2 separate regions of the Homo sapiens genome follow, and region 1 is linked to region 2. Evidence: read pairs that join two places in POLR2A ChIA-PET (ENCODE). Cell type or tissue: PC-9. All regions are shown on one strand. Each heading gives the region's core, and the rest is flanking DNA. Links, peaks and the distances in the headings are about the cores only.

Evidence for each region. ChIA-PET counts read pairs that join two places held together with the same protein. Peaks named below come from ENCODE experiments on the same cell type or tissue, not always from the same donor. Only the 100,000 strongest peaks of a DNase experiment are listed, where the experiment ranks them.
Region 1: POLR2A ChIA-PET joins it to region 2 with 16 read pairs; 2 of 35 experiments call an interaction of 5 or more read pairs at or near these places.

The regions. Positions count from the first base shown.
Region 1 is chr6:106,886,855-106,889,769 of GRCh38, reverse strand. No RefSeq gene overlaps it. Among named protein-coding and RNA genes, the nearest start is that of CD24, 86 kb to the left of the region's middle. In PC-9, for the core only: no CTCF peak of the experiment used is centred there; a DNase peak (open chromatin) is centred at 1,339; H3K27ac peaks cover 1,690 bases.
Region 2 is chr6:106,685,806-106,688,720 of GRCh38, reverse strand. No RefSeq gene overlaps it. Among named protein-coding and RNA genes, the nearest start is that of LINC02526, 8.2 kb to the left of the region's middle. In PC-9, for the core only: no CTCF peak of the experiment used is centred there; no DNase peak of the experiment used is centred there.

The DNA of each region.
Region 1 (2,915 bases), core at 316-2,815, 200 kb before region 2:
AATAATAAAATAAAAATAAAATAAAATAAAAATAAAATTGTAATAAAAAATAAAATGCTAATAAAAAAAGACAAAGTGGTGTATTTTGGGATGGCACGTTCTGATCCCCTTCAATGTCTTAGTCGGTAAGGTTCACAATTGTGATGAAAGGCTGGAGAAGAAAGTTTTATGTCTGAACTAAAAGCAAATGCCATTTTTAAGAGCCAACAACTCTGTAGCCAACAGAAATGTAAAGTTTACAACATTCATCTGAAGGCAGGAAGTTCCAAACGAAGATCTTTTTTTTGCAAGTAAAAAGAAAGAACTATTGCTGGGAAGCATTTCCAAGTGAAATATTAAGGATGGAAAGTGGCAATAAATGGAGATTTGCAGGGTGACTTCTGCAAGTTAGAAAAATGAAGCAGTGTAAACAGTGTATTATCTTCTGTGATTTGAAGACATGGGTTTAAGCATTCTGGGCCCAGGGCTCTTCAGTAGGATGTGTCACCTTTCAAGATACAGCCATCTTGGCAATATGCCTTTAGGAAGGAGAAATCAGGGTCTATATATATAATATTATAATATATATAAATAAATGTTTATTTTAGCAAAATCAAAGTTTTACATGACACAGGAAACTTTAGAAATGAAAACCCAAAGCCCCAGGGAGAACTGTCTGTTTTTATGCTTAGGTTTCATGAAGAATAGACATCTTCATAGAAATGTGATTGGACAAAGGAGTGTGATCTAACTGTTATAAACTGAGGGCAGGGCAGCAAGGTCTGTCTGTTCAGGTTCTTCCTGACCTCTCTGTGTAGCTTTCCTTCCCCCTGGATATGGGGCAGGACCCCTCTGGAGTGAGGGCGTTAAGGGAGAAGGGAGAGAGTGACCTTTTCTAGGTTTTATGACTTGCTTTCGGGGAGAAAGGTTCTAGTTTCCATGACCCCTCCTTGGGGAAGAGAAATCATCTGGTTTCTATGACTTGCTTTGGGAGGATAAAGACAGGCAGAGGACAGGAGGACAGGAGAAGGTCAGAGAAACCTTGCTTCTGAGGCCTTCCAATCTTCTTTGGTTCCTAGTACTCAGCCCTCCAAAGCACCATACTTTTGTAACTGCCCAGTGGATTCACCTTGCCCACTGCCTAGACAGAACTGATTTATTAAGACACAGGAATTGCGATAGAGAGAGTAATTCACACAGAGCTGACTGTGCAGGAGACTGGAGTTTTGTTATTGTTCAAATCAGGCTCCCTGAGCATGCGGGGATCAGAGTTTTTAAGGATAATTTAGTGGGTGGGCGGCCAGTGAGTCAGGAGTGCTGATTGGTTGGGTCAGAGATGAGATCATAGGGAGTGGAAGCTGTCCTCTTGTGCTGAGTCAGTTCCTGGGTTGGGGCCACAAGACCAGATGAGCCAGTTTATCGATCTGGGTGGTGCCAGCTGATCCATCATGTGCAGGGCCTGCAAAATATTTCAAGCACTAATTTTTGGCTTTACGATAGTGATGTTATTCCCAGGAGCAATTTGGGGAGGGTCAGAATCTAGTAGCCTCCTGCTGCATGACTCCTAAACCATAATTTCTAATCTTTTGGCTAATTTGTTAGTTCTATCAAGGCAAGCCAGTCCCCAGGCAAAAAGGGGGTTTGTTTTGGGAAAGGGTTGTTATCATCTTTGTTTTAAAGTATAAACTAATCCCAGCATTTTGGGAGGCCAAGGCAGGGGCATCACTTGAGGTCAGGACATTGAGACCAGCCTGGCAAACATAGTGAAACCCCATCTCTACCAAAAATACAAAAGTTAGCCGGGCATGGTGGTGGGTGCCTGTAATCCCAGCTACTTGGGAGGCTGAGGCAGGAGAATTGCTTGAACCCTGGAGGCAGATGTTGCAGTGAGCCAAGATCGCACCACTGTACTCCAGCCTGGGTGACAGAGTGAGACTCTGTCTCAAAAAAAAAAAAAAAAAAAATTAAAAAAAAATATAAACTAATTTTCCCCAAAGTTAGTTTGGCCTATGGCCAGGAATGAATAAGGACGGTTTGGAGCACGCAAGATGGAGTTGGTTCGGTCAGATCTCTTTCACTGTCTCAGTTACAGTTTTGCAATGGCAGTTTTACTTTGGGGTATTGTTTTCTGAGCTCCAACAATGCAAGCATACTGTATAGTTTACTTTTTATAACGTTTACTGTTTGCCTTCTCCCGTTGGAATTCAAGCTCCATAAGGGCAGTGATTCTTTTGTTTTTTTTCCACTGATCTGTCCCAAGCTCTTAGTAGACTTACAAAGCATTCATTGAATGGAATCAAGCACACAAATTACTAACTAGCTCCTAATGGGTTAAGTGGCACAGAGGTTTGTTTTCCCCTAAAACAACTGCTGTGAACAGAGTTCTTGTGGAGCCAGGAAACCAAGATGAGGGGGAAATTAGTAGGAACATTTAACCGGTCTTTTTGCATTGCTGATTTTGTATTTCAAGTTATGATCAATGGTGTTAACATTAGTTAAACCATAATTTTTAGCTTCTAAAGTAATTTCTTTGAGGTGTTTTTCTTCCCTTTTAAAACAACTGAGCTCTGTAAAAAGCATAAGCTTCAGTTTCAACTTAACAGAAAAACCTTTAGGTAGAGATAAAATAGAAACCAGCACCTCCATTTGATCTTTCCCTGCCTGGTCTGTTTGAAGAGCGGCTGTGTTTGGACAATGGTGCGTAATGAGATCATTTCTGTTACTGCTTGTGAAGGACTTAGCTTTGCTGTGTTTTCCTTTGGGGTTTAAGAACCTGGACATTTTAGAATGCTTTTTAAAAATTAAATACAGAGTTTCAGTTGCTTTGATGGGGTTTAAAAGGGACAGCAAAAAAGGCCATTGAAGTAATTTTAGAGCTATACTTGAACAGCTACTGAATACTTGTGAAAACATAAATCCATATTAAAAGAGTCAAC
Region 2 (2,915 bases), core at 290-2,789:
TGAGACAGGAATTGAAACACTTTTGCAAATATGAATTCACATGCCACCACAGGAGTTCTGGTTAAATGTGCCAGTTAGACAATTATGTTTACTATCACTCCCTCTGGAAACAACTCCTAAATGACATTAAATAATTTTAAAAGGCAATGTGATTTTAAAAGTCAGAAAAACAGAGAACAAAAGAAAAAAATGAAGTAGCATAAAAAACTAGAAGCTGGAAGTGTTTGCACTAAATGATTTAGGGCAAGGTTTCTCAACCTTGGTATTATTGACATTTTGAGCCATAGAATGTTTCACTGTAGATGGCATCTGTAGCAGCATTCCTGGTCTCTACCCACTAGATGCCAGTAGCACCCCTCCCTAGTTGTGACAACCAAAAATGCCTCCAGTTATTGCCAAATGTTCCTGAGGGTAAAATTCCGCTGGCTGAGAACCACTGATTTGGGAAATAAGAAAAATCAAAATGTATCCCCAGGAAAAGTCTAGAACCAGGCTTACTCTGGCCAAAGGATGCCTCACTCACCTCACCCCCAACCTCCCAAAATAAAAAGCTCAGGAGCTAGAGGCACCAGGCAGAAAACAGCACTGGTTAAAAATCTGTAAAAGAGTTAGGTTGAATGCTCTGTATGTCCTCTGCTTTAAAGATTCATTCTTTAAAGAGGCTGAATCTTGGGGACTCCAGGGTTGACGACACCAGGCACAGCTGAGGGTGAAAGTTCCATACAGAATGTGGGCATTATATAGGAATCTACTAAACAGGTGTGGGATCCTAGCTCTTTGCTCAACTCAGCTCTACGAACACTGGCATCTAGGTACCTATTTTCTAGGGAGGAGACTGGAAGATTCTTCTGATAAAAACTGACCGAGCCATAAACAGAAAAAAAATCGATTGTCACTCAAATTTAATGAATTGGCCTGGCCAGATCACTCTAAAACCCTAAAGTAAAATCTACCAGTCAATGACCTCTCCCTCTCTTCTCCATACATATCTTCTAATCACAGGCTTTTCAATGCCTCACTCCCATGCAAATAGACAGCCAAGAATGGCCAAGCATTTAAAGAAAGCCTCCAGCATGGAAAAGAAAAAAAGAAACAAGAAGGAACTTAGAGAAAACAGAAATATTGGGGAGCAGATGCAAAGTTCAAAAATGTTTTAAGTGAAGCTTCCCTTCTCAGATCTTGGTTTCCAAATACCAAGGCGGGCCCCCACTGGACTGGGGGCACAGAAATATCCTCTTGTGTCAGAAAATGTAAAAATGTGCAAAGAATGATGAGGCGGTAAGACAGAACATAGAAGCTAGCTTGAAGCGGTATCCCCTGGCCAAAGGGAGGACAATTTGAGCATAAAAATAAATAAGAGTATAGAATTGTAAACCTTGATTACAATAGAAATCCATGAATCCATGATTATATAAACAAATAAGAGAAAGGGAAAACACTTCCTTTCAGTAGAATGCCAGCTAATAATTGTAGAAGGAATAATGGAAATAGATAATTACCATTTGGCAGCCCAATCTGTGGTAGCTGATAGAGACGAGGTCATCAATGGATGCTAAGGCTGGTAGGTAGAAGTTTGGTGAGGAACAGGTGTTGGCATAATCTCAGAATATTTCTGCACAAAATAACCAACCAAATGCAAAGGGAGGACTGGTGACTTTACAGTCGAGAAAACTGGCAGACTCCAAATACGAGTGATCAAGGGAAATGTCACCAGTGGTGGGACGGGTTGGCCTTGTATTCCTGATGCGATGGGCTAAGAAAGAGCACAGAATCACTGTTGCAGTATTCCTTCCAAGAATCTATGGCTCTAGTCTGGCCATGGGTAAACACTGGACACACCCAGGTGGATGATCATCCTACAAAATGAAAGGCCTATACTTTTAAACTGAAAGAGGGTGGACTGGGCACGGTGGCTCACGCCTGTAATCCCAGCACTTTGGGAGGCTGAGGCGGGCAGATCACCTGAGGTCGGGAGTTTGAGACCAGCCTGACCAACATGGAGAAATGCTGTCTCTACTAAAAATACAAAAAATTAGCCAGGCATGGTGGCACCTGCCTGTAATCTCAGCTACTCGGGAGGCTGAGGCAGGAGAATTGCTTAAACCCGGGAGGCGAAGGTTACAGTGAGCAAAGATCGTGCCATCATACTCCAGCCTGGGCAACAAGTGTTGCCGTCTCAAAAAAAAAAAAAAAAAAAAAAAAAGATATGAGAGAGGGTGAAACGCTGCAGAATTGTTCTGGACCGACACATAAGTGCAATGTATGTTTTCATATGGGATTCCTATACCTTAAAAGAAAAAGAGGCATTGTTTGGACAGTTGGTGAAATTTAAATGGGGTCTAGCAAAGATATCACATCTGGCCCAACAGCTGCAATCAGGGCTACTTCTTAGTCCACAGTTACCCTTCAAATTGTTTTTGTTTGTTTGTTTACAGGTGACAAAATGGTGAATTAAATGGAGACATGATGGGGTTCACCACCCCTGTATTCTTTATGTTTTTAAGGGTGGCACTCATTTCTGCCAGACCCTCTGTGATGCAATATTGTTTTTGCTTTACTATTTTGCGTGTGTGTGTGTGTGTGTGTGTGTAAGAGGGTACCAATTTCAGAGCTTTACGCTTGGCTGTATTCACCCTGATAGCTCTTACCCCACTGGCCAAAGAAGCAGTGTGGGGTTGTGTTAATTGCCAGGAATGTCTATTCCAAACATACATTCAGAGACTAGGAAATGACTATGGATGAGTGTGCAGACCCAATGAATTCACTGTAAGCCACACCTGAACCATAACTCCATTTATTACCAGGCCCCTCATATATTCCCCACCATGACCAACTGCATATATATTTTTTAAGGGGCCTAGCAGAAACTGAAAATACAGGACCCCTTGTTAAAAAAATTATTAAGAATTTCAAGC